2 separate regions of the Mus musculus genome follow, and region 2 is linked to region 1. Evidence: chromatin loops called from intact Hi-C (ENCODE). Cell type or tissue: left cerebral cortex. All regions are shown on one strand. Links, peaks and the distances in the headings refer to the core of each region. The heading gives the core; the rest is flanking DNA.

The links. Peaks named below come from ENCODE experiments on the same cell type or tissue, not always from the same donor. Only the 100,000 strongest peaks of a DNase experiment are listed, where the experiment ranks them.
Region 2: a loop joins it to region 1, with 2.6 times the contacts of the local background. A loop is called at or near these places in 3 of 42 quality-filtered maps.

Annotation. Positions count from the first base shown.
Region 1 is chr5:128,360,770-128,370,572 of GRCm38, reverse strand. The region is part of intron 1 of Tmem132d (transmembrane protein 132D); the gene reads left to right. Among named protein-coding and RNA genes, the nearest start is that of Tmem132d, 67 kb to the left of the region's middle. In left cerebral cortex, for the core only: no CTCF peak of the experiment used is centred there; DNase peaks (open chromatin) are centred at 3,342, 4,813, 5,119, 5,515 and 1 more place; H3K4me3 peaks cover 59 bases; H3K27ac peaks cover 1,799 bases.
Region 2 is chr5:128,427,902-128,437,704 of GRCm38, reverse strand. It overlaps Tmem132d (transmembrane protein 132D), which reads left to right and starts at 4,628. Exons shown (of 9, transcript NM_172885.2): 1 at 4,628-5,419. The coding sequence starts at 5,341. In left cerebral cortex, for the core only: no CTCF peak of the experiment used is centred there; DNase peaks (open chromatin) are centred at 3,480, 4,037, 4,563 and 5,238; H3K4me3 peaks cover 2,923 bases; H3K27ac peaks cover 1,541 bases.

The DNA of each region.
Region 1 (9,803 bases), core at 1,062-9,061:
GTTTGCACAAGCAGCTACCCTACACATCACGGAAGAAGCTTGGGCTCATGTATACTTCCACACATGAGAGAATTGAGGGCCTGAGTTGATTTGATCATACTGAAGAGTTTCCCTCGCTCAGATCCCAGTGAACTAAGTGTGCTGCTTTTTGAAGACACATTTTGTCTGTGTATGCGTGCATGTGTGTTTACTGGCACGTGTGTGCAGGCACTGGCGAGTGTGGAGCTCAGAGGACAGCCCTGGGCACTGTGAGATGCCATCCTTCTTGGGTTTGGAGACAGGGTCCTCCCTTGGCCTGGAGCTCACTAATTCAGCTCTGTTGACCAGCCAGTGGGCCCCAGGGATCTTCCTGTCTCCCTTCCCCAGTGCAGGAGATTACAAATGTAAGCCTCTAAATGGGGCCTGCTTGCTTGCTTGCTTGCTTATTTATTTATTTATTTATTTATGTATTTATTTATTATTTGCCAACTTACTTATTTGCTTAATTATTTGTTTGTTTATAAACGTGGGTTATAGGGATCAAACTCTGACTCTTACGCATACAAGGCAAACATTTTGCTGACTCAGCATTCTCTCTAGCTTTCCTTCTTTCCCACTGGGTTCACAACCAGTGGATGAAGAATCCTGGAGACTGAGACTGAGATAAGCCCTGGGAAGAGTTCAACAGCATTTTAGTGAGGAGACCAGGCTTGACTTCCCCAAGGCACTTAAAAATAGAGACTCAGTATGTACGGAACATATCCCAAGACCTGGCACTTAGTGAGTCTTCAATCAATACATATTCAACATGGCTGGGTCATTCATTACAGTGTTTGTTTGTATAAGGTCCTGGGTTCAGTCCTCAGGGTTCATACTTAAAAAGCTGGGCATGGCAGCAGGCTCTACAAGGTGGGGGACAGCTGGATTCCTGGGGCCCACAGGGTAGCTGGCCCAGCCTACTCTTGAGTTTCAAATGCAAGGTGTGGTACTTGAGGAATGGTACCTAGGGTGGTTGTCACTCACACACACATGCACACACACATACAGAAAACATGAAGGTGCTATGGGGATTTTTCTGCAAGGAATTGTAACTGCGGCCCTTGCATATTTATGAGAAGTGAGCCCACCTCACCAATTTCCTCCATTGCCAGCCCTAACCATTCTTTTGCAAGCCGTAAACAATTTTTTTTCATACAATCCATTTCTATTCTCATGAATGTCAGCTTGCGATTAAGCTGACTCCTGGCTAATTAGCCAAGTGCTATTCTTGGATGAAATTGGATGGCTGCAGTAAGAGCTGACTCATTATTTGAAATATGCTCTCTATTTAGGTTCCCGCTTGTGATTATATTACGGAATTTCTGTCTTCGATAGAGCTATGCTGGGATTCTAGAAGAATAACTCACTCACATGTTAGGATGTCACTTGACTTGGTTTTAGCAAACGCTGTGATCAGAAGCCTCAGGCCAGCAAATAAAAAGCACCCACACGACAGAGATGGTGAATTTTCAGGAGGAATTCAAAGCCAGCCTCTGACCCCTGCCTTAGAAACCAGATTTTTCCAGAGACTTGGAAAGACATACCTACAAACAGTTCTCCTGGTTCCTGATTGTGTCTTCTGTCACCGCCATCTTCCTTCTGTAGGCCTCAGAGTAGAATTAGCTTCCCTTTTTATTTTTGCTTTTCTATACCTGTAGGTCTTATTTGATGCTCATTTTCTGTAACTAATATTGAGTCTTTATCTCATCCAGGGAGATGGTAAATCAAGTAGGACTTTTGATCCAGAAATATCCCTGTAGAGTTGGAGCATGGGTCTGGGGTTGGCTTGCTTAAAAAGAGTCAAATGCATCATCCTGAGTGAGGTAACACAATCACAAAAGAACTCAAATAATATGTACTCACTGATAAGTGGATATTAGCCCAGAAACTTAGTATAGTGAGATATAAGGTACAATTTGCAAAACACATGAAACTGAAGAAGAACGAAGACCAAAGTGTGAACACTTTGCCCCTTCTTAGAATTGGAAACAATCACCCATGGAAGGAGTTACAGAGACAAAGTTTGGAGCTGAGACAAAAGGATGGACCATCAAGAGACTGCCATATCCAGGGATCCATCCCATAATTAGCCTCCAAACGATGACACCATTGCATACACTAGCAAGATTTTGCTGAAAGGACCCAGATATAGCTGTCTCTTGTGAGACTAGGCCGAGGCCTAGCAAACACAGAAGTGGATGCTCACAGTCAACTATTGGATGGATCACAGGGCCCCCAATGGAGGAGCTAGAGAAAGTATCCAAGGAGCTAAAGAGATCTGCAACCCTGTAAGTACAACATTATGAACTAACCAGTACCCCGGAGCTCTTGACTCTAGCTGCATATGTATCAAAAGATGGCCTAGCCGGTCATCACTGGAAAGAGAGGCCCACTGGACAGACAAACTTTATATGCCCCAGTACAGGGGAACGCCAGGGCCAAAAAATGGGAATGGGTTGGTAGGAGAGTGGAGGGGGGGAGGGTGTGGGAGACTTTTGGGATAGCATTGGAAATGTAATTGAGGAAAATATGTAAAAAAAAAAAAAAAAAAGAGTCAAATGACTCAGTTTCCCTATCTGGAATGGAGCTGGTATGTATTCACATTCCAGTATGACCCAGTTGATTACCCATGTTAGATATTTTGATGCATGTCATTCAATACTACAATAGGATACTGGAGTTGGTTTTTTTTTTTTTTTAATTGTGGTCCCGTAAGTACCTGTATTCAAATTCTAAGACAGAGATGGCCTTATAAAAATATATTTTGAAATGTTGAGTTGAGAAGCTTTTGAAACATACGTGGTCTTAGTTATCTGTGGGTGGGTGTTGCTTTAAGTAATCAACAGCACATCCTTCACCTACCTTCTTCACCTGGGCCTTAGTGTCTTTTCTTGTTGCTGTGATAAAATACTCAAACAAATGCAATGGAAGGATGGGTTTATCTTGGCTAACAGTTTGAGGGGTTGTCCATCATGCTGGGGGAGTCAAGGTAGCAGGAACCTGACAGAGATGCCACGTTGTGTCCACAATTAGTAACAGAAAGAAATCAATGCAGAGTGCTGTTCATCTCCTCCACTCACAGACTAGGATCCCAGTAGGGAATGGCACCGCCCACAGTGGGCCAGGCTTCCCACATCAATTAGTGTAATCAAGATAATCCCCCCCCAGACCCATCTCTGAGGTGATTCTAGATTCCCCCAAGTTGAAACCAACCGTCATAACCAGTGTGTGCCATCCACCATCGTGATGGAGGAAGGACAAATCGTGTGCCGCCTGGCTTCCAGCTGCCGACCTAACATCACTCCGAGGATGTCTGGATGTAGATGAGAACTGAGCCTCGCCTGACGCATCCCGAATCAACCCAGCTACTTAATCACAGCTTTTGTCTCCATGTTTCCCAGAGAAAAATAGCTTTAATTTCTAATTGTTAGCAAAGTCCTTGAAGACAATCCGAACAACAGACATCCCAGAAGCAGAAAATAACCGTGTTTGGAATGCCACCAGGCAGAGAAAAAAAGACTCAGGAAACTGGTCAAAACCAATTCAGGGGAAACTTTCTTTCAGTTACTCAGACAGGCAGATAGGTGTACACACACACACACACACACACACACACACACACACACCTACCTTTGAAAAGAGGAACCATTAGAATGTGTTGAACCTGCCTGCCACTAGGGGAATGCAGCTTAGCACCACAGTAAGAGTCTGCCACCCCCCCCCCCCTCACTAAGAAGCCAGTAACAACACATGCTGGTGAGGATGAGAGCAGAAAGAATCCTTATCTATTGCTGTTGGAGGGAGATGCAAATCTGAACAGCCACTATGGAAATCAGCCCATAGTAGGGGCTGGAGAGTTGGCTCAGTGCTTAAGGGCACTGGCTGTTCTTCCAGAGGACCCAGGTTCAGGAATTCTCAGAACTCACATAGTGGCTCAAAACCATCTGGAACTAATTCTAAGGGGCCCAAATGGTCTCTTCTGGCCTCCACAGGCCCCAGGCATGCACAGGGTGTACAGACATACACGCAAGCAAATGTTCCTGCACATAAAATGAAAAATTTAAGAAGTAGGATTTTTAAGAGTTTGCCACGATAAATGTTAAAACCAAAACAAAACAAATGAAAATTGAACCCTGAAATAGACCTACTGTGTGACTCAGGTACAGCACTCCCAGGTGTTTTCTCAAAGGACTGCCAAAAGTCACCACACTGCAGGGACACATGTTTACTGCTACACTTGCTGTTCATAATAGGTGAATTATAGAGCCAACCTAGGTACCCCTCAACAGGGGAATGGGCAAGAAAAACCTGGTCTCTATACTCAGTGAAACTCTGTTTAGCCATAAAGAAGAAGTAAGTTATGGTGTTAGTAGGAGAACATATGCAACTGAAGATGGTTATTATCCAAGCATATTCAGTTGCTCTCAGAAAGATGAACATTTTATATTCTTTCATCGTGGATCCTAGGTTTCATGGAGAGGCATAAAAGCCCATGTGTCTATATGATGTGAAAGTCAGAATGAAACTGTCTAGGGGAGTAGAGAGGCCTCACAGGTTAGGGGAGAAGGAGAAGGAGGAGGAGGAGGAGGAGGAGGAAGAGGAGGAGGAGGAGGAGGAGGATCCAATATGCAATATGTACTTATATGAAAAATGTCCTTATGCCAGGTTGGGGAGATGACTCAGTGGTTAAGAGCAATGGCTGCTCTTGCAGAGGACCCAGGTTCCTTTCCCAGGGCTCAGATGGATGGTTCACAGATGCTTGCAATTCTGGCTCCAGGCCATCTGATTCCCTCTTCTGGCTTCCTTAGGCATCTTCACACATGTGGTCTATGCACACGCATACACACACACACACACACACACACACACACACACATACACACACACACACACACACACACACACACACACACACACACACACACTCACACATGCACCCTTGCAAACACATAAATAAGAAAGAATCTTTGAAAAAAGTCCTTATGTAACGCAGTGTCATGTACAATACATATATACCAGTTTGGAAGAAAATAGTCCCTGGCAGCTATTTTATGTCACTAGCCAGAGTGGGCTGACTTAAAATGTGGGCTCTGTGTCCTTCTGGAAGAGCATTTGGTCCCCTGAGGGTAGGCTTGCTTCTGGAACAGGTGGGAGTCTTATTTAGAGTGTGTGGTGGTTGGGAAGGAGATTTCTCTGCATAGAGGGCAGAACTCCAGGGCCAAGAGTGAACTGTAGGCACTGAATTACCCATGATGCTGTTGTGTCTGGGGCTGTTGCGTATCTGCCCTGTGGAAGCTTCCTGGTTTTGCTCCATGGCTCCTTCAGAGCTCTTCACTTTCTGTGAGTTTCTTTTTCTAATTTGCAACAGGGAGAGCTAAGTTGTTCCCTTCGTGACTGCATATTAACCCTCCGCATGTATGCACTAACCTTTGTTTGGCAGATGGCACCAGGTTAATTACTACACCACAATTAACATCCTTTTGCACATCTGAAATATCTTCACAACAAATCTGCCAGCGCTTCGTGGTGCCTGGAGAAGATTCTAGCCTTGTGGGGCCTCAGACTGCTGGTGGAGAAGGGGGAGGCGGGGTAATGGTGGATGCATTCAGAAAATAGGTTATAAAAAGAATCACTACAAATGGAAGGGAGCCTAAAGATTTGGTGGCAGACAGCCGGTGACAGAGAGGCTCAGGGTGGTCTTGCTTGGAACTGTGGCTGTGAAGATGATGTTTGCATTGCACTGGAGTTGGCATAAGAAGGTGGTATCAGGGGCCACTGGGATCCATCCTCTCTTCATCATAGGCATAGTAGGGGCTTGGGTAAGGGGGACTAATGAGACAGAGTGAGTTGAACTTGGTTAGTAGGGAAGGTGAAGCTGCAGGAACTGCCAGGAGGCTGGGGGGTTTCCACTGTGTACAGTAGGGTGCTTGTGCCAAGCACTTTAGATGGTATCAATCAGAGTGGCAGCATGGAAAGCCAGGGACTGTAAGCTGGGACATGAGATGGGTTTGCCATTCTGTTCTTTCAAGGCCATGCAGGGTCAGAGGTATGAACTGGACAGCAGTGAAAGCTGAGGGTCCGGAGGCTGAGGAAATACTCAGGTATAAAACATTCCCCAAGCACATATGACATCCTGGGCTTGATTCTGAGACCCCATCTAGAGATCTAGGTGTTGAAGCACCCGCTTGTAATCCTTGTGGAGACAGGAGCAATCTCTGGTCTTGCTGGTCTACCAGCCTTGGCTATTTGGTGAAGCTCAGGTCTCAGTCTGAGAGCTCATCTCAAAAATCAAGGTGAATGGCCTCTAAGGAGAGATACCTTAGGTTGAGCTCTGACCTCAGTAGGTAGACACAGAAAAACACACATCCAGACACACAGAAACTCTACCCTCCTCCCCAACACACATACGCAGATAGACACATACACAAACACACACATACAGACACACAGAGACATACACACAAAGGTTGAAGGAGTTTTTCCAGGGAGGACCGAGACAACCTTGGTTGCCTGTTGCAGAGACTAACTGGCCTACAAGACCTCGTGAAAGGATGAGTGGAGAACTGAGGGAAAAGCAGCTGCCAGTGTGGGGAGACTCATCAGAGATGCTCGGTAGAGGCTAGATGACTACAATCATCTAGAAATATGGGGTAACAGTCGTCCTGGAGACTACAGTTCCAGGTCTCTGTTGGACCCAGGTCAGGCCGGGAAGGCTGAAAGATGGATACGGAAGTGGAGATAGCTTACAGAATAATAGGTTTTGGGGAAGCTAGAAGAAAAAGTCTCAACAGTAGTGATAGAGAAAAGGGAAATGAATTCTTTCCATTGTTGATGACGTATGTTTACAAACTCCACGTTTTAGGGGCTGGTCTCTTCAGGTATTCTTCTTGGCTGTGCTTTCTGCATACGTGATTCAAAGCCTAAGTAGGCAGGTTGAACGGGCTTCCTGGATTCATCTGGCTGTTGGGGGCATTCAGTTTCATGGAGATATAGAAGTGGGGTCCTGTTTCCTGAATACCTACTTCTGAAGAAGGCAGCCATATCTCCCATTCCCCAACTCCAGAGGGGCTGGCTGTCTTTCTCCTGTCACGACCTTGGGTCCACACACTAATACAGCGACCCCAACACAATTAGATCAGAAACAGCCTTGATCATCAGCCAAGTCAGCCTTGTTAGTAAAATAACATATTTAGAGATGGTTGGCACACACTCAGCATCCCTGGGCTCTGGGATGATGACAGAATAGTCTTTAGGTCATCATGGAAGACAGGCAGGAGTACATGTATGGAGGATCACCTTTGGAGGTGTCACAATCAGGCTCAGAGCATCCCCAGTCCTCTGGAAGCTGATCACCAAGAGTTCAGTGAATATGGGTACAGGGAGACACAGCCAGCAGGTGTGGACATGAGCTGAGGGGAAGAGAGAAACAGGACCAAGGTGGCATTAAGAAGGGAGCTTACTGACTGCTCAGGGGAGGGGGATGGTGGTGGTGCCTGTGTCTAGCAGCATGCTTTTCCATACAGTTCATTTCCACAGGGACCTAACAGCTCATTTTTTTTCTCCAGCTGAACATAAGCACCTTCCCTAGAAGGGGGAGGGGTAAGTTGTTGAACATTCTCAAGGATGCTGTTTTTGTTTTTGTTTGTTTTTTTCCTGAGAACTATAAATGAAATCTTTATACATCGTGTATCTTAACTGCTATTGCTTTGTAAAGAGACATTATTGGTTTGAGTTTTGAGTTCCCTGCCTCTTGTTAGACACCGTGGTTTTTGTTTTTTTTTAATCTTTGTTAATTCACTTGGATTCTTCATCCATCAACAGTGATATCAACTTGCTTTTTTTCCTCTCTCTCTCTATTTCCTCTATGTTGCTTGGGGCTGAATTTTTCTTTAGGAACATTTTTGACATGCTTTAAAGGGAACTTTCAGACATGACCCTAGATCAAAGATCTATCTAGATCAAAGATCTATCTGTCTGTCTGTCTGTCTGCCTGTCTGTCTGTCTATCTATCTATCTATCTATCTATCTATCTATCTATCTATCTATCTATCTATCTATCTATCTATCTACTCTGTTTGTTAACACAGTGAGTGAAAAATGAGTAAACATTTTGACTTTGTTTGGTCACTCCTAGGGTACTACTTAGTCAGAATCCCACATGATCACATTATTTGGAATTTTCAAAATTTAAGTACTATCTTAACACATTTTATTACATTTTAAAAAAGATTTTTAAAATGGTGGGTATGAGGGTTCGCCTGCATGTATACCTGTGCACCATGTGTGTGTGCAGTGCCTGCACAGAGCAGACGTGCAAGGATACCCTGGAACTGGACATCCATCCCACCCTATGCTGTTATGTCCATTCCAGGAATGGACTCTCTTTCTTCTGCAAGAACAAAGAGTGCTCTTAACTGCTGAGCCGCCTCTTCAGCCACCTAGTGTTTTGTCTCTCTCTCTCTTTTTTTTCTTTAACAAGGAAACTATATTTCAGGTTTCTTAGACTGTCTTAAACTTTTTTTTTAAAATCATATATGGGGTGCACACTTGCAAACCCAGAATTTGCAAGATGAGGAAGGACGATCAGGAATCCAAGGCAGCTTAGCCTGGACTAAGTTCGGCCCTGTCTCAATGAAGAAGCAAGTAAGTAAGTAAGTAAATAAATAAATAAAGACTCATTTTGTTTCCAGATAATGATATGTTCCTGTCCTTTTTTTCTGAGTTTGTATTTCTCTCGTTTATTTCCCCTTTGTCCTTCCCCTGAGACCTGGAAAGCCAGGCTGATGCTGGTGTTGGCTCCACACTGAGTCCTAAGCCTTGCGCTTATCCTCTGACCTGCGCTCCTTCCCCCTCCAGCCTGGGTCAGCGGGAGTTTTGCTTTCTTCCCTTCTGACACCAATGCTTTTCCTTAGACCAGGCCCCGTGATCGTGAGTCGTAATTTTTACAGCTCTATTCTCTACTTTATAATCGCATCTCTCCCGGTGCGTGTTTTTAGAATGCACAGTTTCCTAGAGACGTCCCCCTTTTCTCTAGATTTCCAAATTTATTAGCGTGGACCTGCCCACATGTTGTTCCTTTAAACGCCCGCGCAGCTCTCTGCTCACCCTCCTAGCTCAGGTCTGAGTTTCATCTTTTGTATTTTCTGCTTGTCTGTCCTACATTAGGCTAGCGGGGCGCTTGTTTCTTTTTTATCGCTGGGCTTTCTGAAGGATTCATTTTTAAAAAAACATCTCCCTAGGGACTCCAATTCGCTTTCTAGGTGAGCCCCTTCGAAGCTGAAGGAGCATCGGAGCATCTGGAAAGACTTCACCCTGTTGGTGGGGACTCAGCCCTGCTTCTTGGCTTTTGCATCTCTGGCACCCACCCCCAGGCCCTTGTGGGCCAATCTTCAGTTGGTCTTTCAGCATGCCCACGGGTCTCCTTCGCTGAGTGAGGATGTGCCAGCCAGCTACAGGGGTGGCTTTATTTATAACGTGACCCAAGATGTCCCCGAAGACTGTGAATTTCCAAGCAACTGACTTGAGGGCGTAATGTCCTTCCTATTTTAAAAATAAAATATGGCTGAAGTTTGCGCCAAGCATTTGCTACAATCTTACTTGGTCTTCAGGGATTTAGTGATACTTCCTATGACCATTTCTACCTGTCTTTGAAGATCAGAGCAAATTTTTTATTTGTCTGTTTTTTGTTCTTTTGTTTTGTTTGTGTGTTTTGGGAAGTGGTCTGGAGAAAGCTGTTAACTTTGTCTATTATCAGGGTCTCCACATATCTCTCCCTTTCTCTTTCT
Region 2 (9,803 bases), core at 824-8,823, 67 kb before region 1:
GGTTGTCTCCCTGCATTGAGCTGGAAACTTCAGGAAGAATAGCAAGGTTGGAGGGTCACCCTGAGGTGTCCTGGGCTCCACTTGAAAACCACATATAATCTCCCACCGGCACATGTCACCTCATGAAGGCTATGGCGTTATTTGGCTTTCTAGCACATAGGAATAGCCAGTTTCAGGGGCACATAGATAGTTTCTGTCAGAGTCTTAGGGACAACTGGAAAGCTCGGGTGGATTTTGGACAGCAGACTTGCGGTGCTAACCACCTGAGAGAATCCTTACCCGCTCAAGCCTTCAGTGGCGGAAGCGGGGTTTATCCAAGTGGTCCTCACAGCAGTTCAGGGAGATCGTTTGGGGTCTGACTTTCTGCTCTGTTCTGGAAGTCAGCAATGTAATGATCACTTAAAGGGCCACGTGAGAAATTTCTGACACCCTGGAGCCCTGGGCGGACTGAGTCGGGGACAGACAGAAGGGAGAGCCAATCTGAGAAGGAGAGTTGATCTGAGCCTGCAGTCACTGGGAAGAATAGAGGATTGTGGGGACACCACATTTCCTGCCAAATTTCCTGGTAGAAGAAGGCAAAGGCTTCGCTTCGCTCATCTCCATCATGCTGAGCTGCAGACTCTAGGGGGCGCCACCGGCCTACAACAGCCTTCTTGAACAAGTTCCATGGCAGGGCAGGTGCAGCGTGCAGAGCTACAGGTGGCCATTGGCTGCTTCAACTTAGTGGAGATCTCTGGCACCTGCGCTCAAATCCAGTCAGCCAGCTGCAAAGTCCAGTCACCTGAATGCTGGGGAAGACTGAGTGACAGATGGACGGAACTCCCCACCCCCCACATAGTACCCTCTCTGGAGCGCAGTGTGTCTCATGGCTGCTGTCTCTGCTCACCAAAGCGGTCATGAGCCGATTTGTCCCTGACTGATTTCATAATCATATCGTGAAATATGGGGAGTTATATTAAAAAAGGAAGTTCACGGGCAGGTGACTGCCAGTTCCAGGGCTCTTTGGTGCCAGTTTGCGGTTTAGAATCTCCCATGCTTCCGAAACTGACAGAACTTAATTTCAAGAGAGACACGGCTGAAGGGAAGAGGTGCCCGGGAAAGCACGAATATTAATAATGTCAAAATTGTGAGCGAATTCCAGCTAGGCTCTGCGCTTTGCATGGAAAGGCACGTCCTCTGCGTTTTACTTCATTTCTTCACCTTACTTCCCCTTGTGCTGTGGACCGAACCCTCAGCAAGCACAATGTTTACCATTGAGCTATGCCATTTTGAAATAAGCACACTGGAGTTGCCCAAAGGATGCTTCATAGTGGTCCTCGCCTGAGTTTCTCCTTGCATCATCCCGGAAGGATGGAGGGAGTGGGATTCAGCCTTACGATAGTGTGATCTCTAGTATCTGTGATGTCTTCACGCACAAAATGGGCACAAGTGCATGCAACTGCGGACATTCATTGGGCGGCTTGCGAATCCAGCCTCCTTGCTGTCTTTACCAGATCTCGGGCACAACTGTTCTTTCTTTAAACTGGCTGGAGGATGGTATCTTTCTGTAAAATGGCAAGCCCGCCTAGTGTTGAGATCACACGCTCAGCATGAACAGTTAATGCTATTTAATCATCGGTAGAAGTTTGGCTTCCAATTGATTTATAGCTTTGCAGATGAAACACATATTCTTGGAGGAAAGCACACTTCTGACCATCGAGAATGACAGGGCTAGTGGATCCAATAGGAAGGGGTTGCCTCTGGCACCAGGCTGCAGCTGAAGTCCTGGCAGGCAGCCATGAATAGTCGAAGGCCTTCCCAAGGACTGGCTCCCCCACCCTCAGCTCTGCTAATTGCCTGTGGAAGAGTGGGCACACACATTCCAGCAGCCCCATGAAGAGAGTTGGAGGGGGAGTCATTCTTACCTCTTATTTTAACCACTCGTTGGGTCTGCACAGTTTGAACAGAGAAAATGTTTGCCAGGTAACTACGTATGATGAAGAAATCCTAGGCAGCAGCTCGACTCTTTGATCTTAAGGACATAGAGAAGCCTTGTGCGGTGATATACCTTAAAAGAGTTGCCTGCTGTTTACGATTCAGGGGGACGATGATTTAGGAAAAAAAAAAAGTAAAGTCATTTTTAAAATAAAAAATAGAAGCCATTCACTTCTAGGAGATGAACTTAAGGATTGTCCTAAAAATAGGCTTGAGCTGGCCAGTGGTGGAGGCATCCTTTTAAGCCCAGTACTCAACTTAGTACTTGGAGGCAGAGGCAGAGGCAGGTGGATCTCTGAGTTCCAGGACAACCTGGTCTATAAAGCAAGTTCCAGGACAGCCAAGGCTGCAAAAATCATATATATATATATATATATATATATATATGTGTGTGTGTGTGTGTGTGTGTGTGTGTGTGTGTGTGTATGTATATGTGTGTGACACACACATACACACACACACACACACACACACACTCACTTGGGGATCTAGAGAGATGGCTCAGTGTTTAAGAATCCCGGCTGCTCTTGCAGTGAACTCGGAGTTTGATTCCTAGCACTCACATGGTGGCTCCCAACTGTCTGTAACTCCAGTTCCAGGGGATTGGCCTCTCCTGGTCTCTGCTGTTACTGTACACACACAAGGTATTTACATACATGTTGGCAAAGCACTCACATACACAACATAAATATAAATAAACCTTTAAAAATATACGTGAATCCACACAATTGGATCAGCCACAAAGAAATAAGGGGGAAGCTTGGTGAGATGTGAAGGGTCATTCAGAGAAATGCCTGCCAGAGATGAAACCTCTGTTTCTCCCATCCGTCGGGGAAAAGAGTAAGGCAGCCTGGAGTCCCACCTGCCTCGATACATCAGTTCAGGGATGGGCACAGCAGTCATTTCAACCAGGTTCTTTGTATTGCTAACTCTGTAAAGTTTTTAGAAAACAGAAAATGTGTGTGTGTGTGTGAGTGCATGTGCGCGCGCATGTGTGTGCCCGTGCTCATGCACACACAGAAAGAGATCGAGAGATATAGAGACAGAGACAGACAGAACACCAGAAAGACAAAATTTAAGAAAGGCACACAGGACAAATCTGGAGCTGGTACCCCAAAGATGAGGATACCCAGAAAGACAGAGGCCTTTGGGCTGTTTTTGGCAGAACAACCCTGACTCCTCTGATCTTCCCTTGGAAGTCAGGGAGCTGAAAATGCTTAAAGCTGGGGATGGTTTTGTAGCTCCCTGGTGTGGATTGCCTCCTTAGCCAGATTCTGTGAGTCCTGTCATGTTCTAACTTAAAAGTCACCATGAAGACCCACCTCTGGGGGTTCCCACAAAGGTTTAACTGAAGAGGAAGGTTCATCCTGAATGTGGGTGCTACCATGGATGGACAGAGGCCCCAGACTAAATACAGAGAGAGCAAGTTGAGCACCAGCCTGGCGCCCTCGCCCCCAGTTTCTGACTGCAGATGCCATGTGACCAGCTGCCTCATGCTCTTTGCTGCCAAGCTGTGATAAAAACAAAGATCAAAAGCAACTTGAGGAGAAGTGGGTTGGTTTCATCCTCTAGTTTAAATCCATCATGGAGGGAAGTTAGAGTCGGAATCCGGAGACAGGAACAGACACACAGAAGCAGTGGAAGGAAGCGGCCCACTGACTTGCTCTCCATGGCCTTTGTAGCTTTCCTTTCATATAAAACCCAGGACCACCCGCCCAGGGGCGGTACTACTTCCAGTGGCTCCTCCCACAGCAATCATTGATCCAGAAAATGCCCACAGGCTCCCTACAGGGCAATCTGATGGAGGCATTTAGTCAGCGGAGGTTTCTTCTTCCCAAATGACGCTAGCTCATGTCAACCGGACAAAAACTAACCAATTCATGCCTGTGAGCCCAAAACGGACTCTCTTTCCCTTAAGTTGCTTTTGTTAAGTATTTTGTCATGGCACAAAGAAAATTAACTAACCCAGTCCATTTTTATCCGCAGAAGTGAACCCACTCGTTGGAGTGATGCTGGGTTTCCTCTCTGAATCCCCACAACATCTGCTTGTTTCCAAGGCTCTGCGGAGCAGTGAGGAGGGCTCCGGCTCGGGACACTAGCATGGGTATTATGTATCTTGGTGTGAGTTCGCCTTAGATACCCTGGAAGGCATGAGTGGAGAGCTGTACCTATTAGCTTTTCAATGAAATATCTTCCCTAATGCCAATTCCCTAATGCCCAAAGGCCAGCGGGGAGCCAGGATGGAAATCTTTCAGGGACAGGAATTTGAGGGTCATTTTGGCATCCCAGGCTCACAATCTAGAGTTCACCGGAAACACTTCAGCCTATGTTAGGGGTTCCTGAACTGTCCTTGCCTGAAGGCCGCCTATAGTCAGAAGCTTTAAGAAGGCAGGGCAGATGGCCTTTCCACACCTGTTGTGAGCGTGGACATCCACGCTGGTTCTCGTGCGCGCTCCTCGGGGCTTGCGGGGTGTCCATAACCTCCTTTGAACATCTCCCTCCTATTCGAGCACATAGAGAGGGCGACTGCGAGGCTGGGCGCCCCGCAACCAGGAAGGTGGGACCTACTTTGCGGATTGGGGCTCACAGCTGTCACTCCAGAAGGGTGGGGCTTAAAAAGAGAGAGAGAGGGAGAGAGGAAGAGAGAGAAATTAGGAAGCAACAACCCCAGCCCGCCTGGGCACGCTGCTCTGGGTGCGCTCGGATGCAGCCGCCCCGAGCTCGCGCCTACTCGTCCGCGCGCCGCTCGCCCTCCGCCCCGAGCGCTGCTCGTCTCCGGAGCCGGCCGTGCGCCGGGCGCGCGTGGGGAGCCGGGGCGGGCTGGGGTGGAGCCGCAGCGCCCCGCAAACTTTGGGCGGCGGAGCGCGCGCGCCGAAGCCCCGTGGCGCGGGATGGGGGCGGCGAGGCTATGTGCCCCGGGTCCCCACGCGTGCCTGGCTACCAGCCCGGGGACCCCCGCGCCGCCTCTGCCCGCGCCCCGGGCCCCGCAACCTCGCAGCCCCGCAGCCGCCCGCGCGCGCTAGCCCACCGCAGCCTCCCAGCCGGAGTCCTCAGAGCGCTCTCCATGCTTGGGGACGCAACACCGGAGACCCCCCTTGTGGAGTGAAATTCAATTCACGAGCCAGTCCTCAGCGCAGTCGAAAGACTGAGGTGAGCCTCGGCCTGCGCTGCGGGACCCCGGAGCCTGAGCGGCCTGGCTATGGACCTGTGGGGACCCGGCACAGGGCGGCCCTGCTGCTCGGGTCCCTAGCCAGATGCGTCTTGGTCATCCAGCTCAGCTTCTCTTCTCCGGGGATCTGGCGACATCCCTTCTTCAGCCAGAGGACACCACGGAGGAGCAGAGGACCCGCGCTCCAAGTCTCCAGGATGTGCCCATCTGAGATGGGGACTCTGTGGTACCTCTGGTCTCCCGTGCTCATCAGCCTAGCTGCCCTTTTCTCCAAAGGTGAGGACGCTGGGGCTACCTGGGCCCGGGGGACTTAACTTTGCTGAGAGTAGATGTGGATGTGGGTGGCCCAGAGAGGGCCGGTGGGTGTGTGTGTGTGTGTGTGTGTGTGTGTGTGTGTGTGTGTGTGTACACAGCAGGTTTGTGGAGCCAAGGTTCCGGGGCAGACACCTTGGCAGCAGGTGATTTCCCTGGAAGTCTTGGTATGATGCCCTAGGAGAGTGTGCCTAAGCGACAAAGGGAAACGGGGAAGCCTAGTCTGCCCTGGCCCTGGACGCTTCCTAGAATTTGGTGTGGACTTCCCAACTGGCCCTAACCGGTTTAGAAATAATTCTCAACAGCCCTGCTGTGCGAGAATGTCAGCTAGTGTACCACGGGCCGTTAAGAACACAGTTGGCCAGAGACCCTTTCAGCCCAGGGTCTCCTGGGTCGGCCTTCTGCAGCTGCTGTGTGTGTATAGGGGATGGGGGTGGGGGTGGGTGGGGGGATAGGAGAATACTTCCACAGATGCTCTACTGTCTATCTGACCCAAGTCTTCCCAGTGGGGTCCTGACATGGGGCCGTGAGTAGAAGCGGGAAGCCCCGTTTACCTGCTATTACCGTCTCCTTCAAATCCCTGCCTGGTACAAGCAAATTTGAAAGCTTGGGACAGAAATGCCTTGCAGAGCGATCGATATCCACAGGACACGGTAGATGGACTCTACACGTCTTCCTGGCCGAGCAGGAGGTTTCTATTTGTGGGTAGTTTTCTCCCCTACACCCCCTTTCTACAGCAAAAGTCAAGATTCTTTGCGGTCTCCTGTGTGCTGGAAAAAAAAAAAAAAACCCTGTAAACATATTTCTCTGCGAATATTTATCAGGCAACATCTCTCTGAAACTTCCTAGCCAGTTGACAAGCGCAATCTTTTATGATATGTTGATTTTGGTTTCTGGCTTTTCTGGTATCTGGCAATCTAGTTGCATAGAATCTTGTAGAGTTAGGCAGATTGATTGCTGTTTTTTTTTTTTTTTTTTTTTTTTTTTTTTTTTTTTTTTTTTTTTTGCGTGGGAATGGTTGCGGGGGCATGCTAGGTGTTTATGTCACTGTGTTTTCAAGTGCTGTTGAAGGGGGCTCAGGTAAGCTAATGAGGAGTAGCCCCACTTCCGGGAGGGAGCCACAGCTTTGGAGATATAGAATACACTGGAAACCAAAGAGGAGGTTGGTTAAAAAAAAAAAATGCAGACCCTAGGTCGTCAGGGCCACGATGCCACTCCAGCATAGCTGGGAGGCGTGCTGTTGTCCTTGTTGCTTGGTTTGATAAGAATAGACGTCTTTGTTTTTATTCCTTAATAGCAGGGCTTTATTAAGGGCGGCTTTGGACTGACTCTACACTAATAATGGTGTTCCCTCTCACTCCCTCACTGATTCCTTCATTATGAGCAGCTGTGCTGATGGGTGCCACCTTGCCCTGGGTGCTTTTGAACTCGTCCTTAAACAAGGTATGGGGTGGGAGGGGGGAGCATCTCTTTCCCAAATGGCTAGAACCCAGCTTGTCAGTAATGTTAATGTCATGTAAGGTTCTTTGCTCGAACTTTGAAAGAGGACTGGCGGAGCCTGCCTCGGGCAGACTGTTGAAGCCCAGTCGGAATGTGGGGAACCTTCACGCAGCTGTGAGCAAGGTTAAAGGCTGAGCCCGTGTGAGGTAACACAGCTGTGGTTCTCAGCTGGGAAGGATGGGGATTGATGGCTTGGTATCAAGCAGTGTAAAAGGGGACTTCATAGGGGCAGACGAGACACGCACCCAAGGACAGTCTGGTGTTTGTTCCATTCCCCCCCCCCCACTTCCCTCTTAAAGTTGTGTGATGACCTGTAAGTGCTTGCTAGCAACATATCTGTTTTATGTGTGTAGTGAGTGTGTGTATGTGTAGTTTGCACGTTGGCATTCGTGCACATATGTGTGTGGGGTTAGATGGGAATGCGTGTGTGCGTGCACATGGAGGCTGGAAGTTTTCATCACGTGCTTCTTCTTTGATTATTCTCCATTTTACATATTGAGGCAGGAACTCTTGCTGAACCCAGAGCACACTGGTTCTGGCTGGCCCCCTTACCCAACATACCTAGGGGATCCCCTGAGTCCATTTTGATGGGTTTATAGGTGGCTGTCATGCCTGCCTAGCATTTACATGGGTGTTGGGGATTAGAACTCATGTCCTCACCTTAACAAGGCAAATACTTCATCCACAGTGCAATATCCCTACTCATATCTGCAGGTTCTGACTAACTTGAAGTCCAGTATGAGCTATACTGGAGAGTATTTCAACCAAGTAAACACACACTCTTAACTGTTTAATTTGTCTGGGAATGAATGGAAAATGGAGTTGGTATCAAATACTAATATCTACTGTACTGTGTTACTGTTTTTACTCTCGTCCACCAATAGGAGCCCTTAAATGCAATAGAACACATATTTTCATGTGCTAACGGCCTTGGCTAATCAGCCCAGTGACCTTGGACTTTGTAAATGCGTCAGTTTCATGAGTGAATGCTGCAAACCTACCTTCACCTGGCTCTTTCCAGGATATAAGTAGAATGTTCTGTCTTCTGTTTCTGTCTCCTTGGGATCTAGGGGGCCATGATATGAAACACCATTCGCGGTTGCCCTTGGTTTGTGGCCCCAAACTTCTCTGCAGCGTGACCTTACCAGGTCAGGGAGCTTACGCCTTGTGTTCACAGAGTCCTGGCTAGAAACATGGTGTTGCTGTCTGCAGATGCTAGAGTGCATAGCTCTGAGCTTTTTTTTTTTTTATTTTTTGAGTGGTGCAGGTATAAGGACACTTAGCTGAGAAGGAAATAACAAAAAACACAAAACCAAAAAACCAAAAACCTGTGGGCAGACTGGAGACAGTCAAGAGACCAAGGAGGGTTTAAATCCAACATCTGGAAAACTGCCACCTGTCCCCACCTTCTCTCTCACTAGTCACTCTGCATGCCACATCCCCCTGAGAAGCAGGTGCTGATACCCAGGATGTTGGAGGAAGAACATCTGCAGAGTTGTGGCATTTGTGCCTGGGCCTGGATGGTCATGTGCAATGCCTGTTGCCAGCTGGGTGCACGGGACATCCCGTGTGTGGGGAGTTGCCATCCTAAAGTGATTGCTTCAAGAGCCTCTACTCTGCTCCTGAGGAGGAAGTCTCGGGGCCCATGGGAGCAGCTTCCGCTAAGGCAAGGTCAAGCACCTGCGGCTTGTGGTGGTAGGGAGCGTGACTCAGTTCATAGTGATTGTCCCATCAAAGGGGTCACTTTTAAGGCATGAGAGACAACTAGGAAGTGTGTATTGATGTACAGGGGTAGGGAAGAAGAAAGAAAGTGGGAAACTGGCTTTATTGCTCATGTTCAAATGCTGTAAAAATTAGGCTGTAGGGGACTAAGGTGGCAGGAAGCCTTCCTTTCTTTGGTTTGATGATGTAAATGGAATATGATTTTATTTAAGAAATGCTTACATGTGGTTAGGTGTGGTACATGCCTGTAATCTCCAGAGGCCAAAGCAGGGAGATCTTAAGTTCTAGGCAAGCCTGGGCTACATGATAAGAACATTTTTTTAAAAAACAAAACAAGTTATGTGCCCAAGTTTTTAAGAGTTGGGAGGTCTGTTTATATGAGTTCTACTCTTAAGAAGCCAAGATAAAGGACTGCACTAAATATTAGAAAAAAACACTATTATGAAAACATATATCACTATAATACTTCTAGTTCATCTGTTTATTATGTATTTATTTAACTGATTATTATCCATCCATCCATCTGTTCATCCAATCAGGTCAATCCATTTATTCATCCATCCATCCATCCATCCATCCATCCAATCCAGTCTTCTATTTGTACACCGGTCTATCTAAACCCTGTTTACCAACCCATCTATTCTCTACCCACTCATCCATCAAACAAATATTGAAGGCCACTTTTTAGTGACTCCTCAGACCTGCACAGCAAGTATTTGTCAGTGTTCTGGGGACATAGGGCTAGGTCCTCAAGAGTCCTCACACCAAAGAAGTTTATGGCTGTCTTTTCTCTCAATTTCAAAGTGCCACAAGTCATTTTGTTTTAAGTGGCAGGGGTAAACCTTGGTGACTCTTGTGTGTTCAGCAAACCCCCTTCCATCTTAAGGCTTGCTTCACCTCCCCCAACCCCCCCCCCCGTTTTCTAATTCATGATAGTAACGCCCTTCCCACAGTGGCTCTGTCCACCCCACACTGTATTGCAGGGGATGCAGTAAGGGAGGATGCAGGTCTGCTCTGTCTCCTCTGAGACTGTGGTGTGTGGGGCAATGAGAGAAAGCATACCTGAAGGAAGGGGCATGGCACATCTTCAGAGGGAGAGGACTGGTGTCTCTCCCAGCAGGTGTGT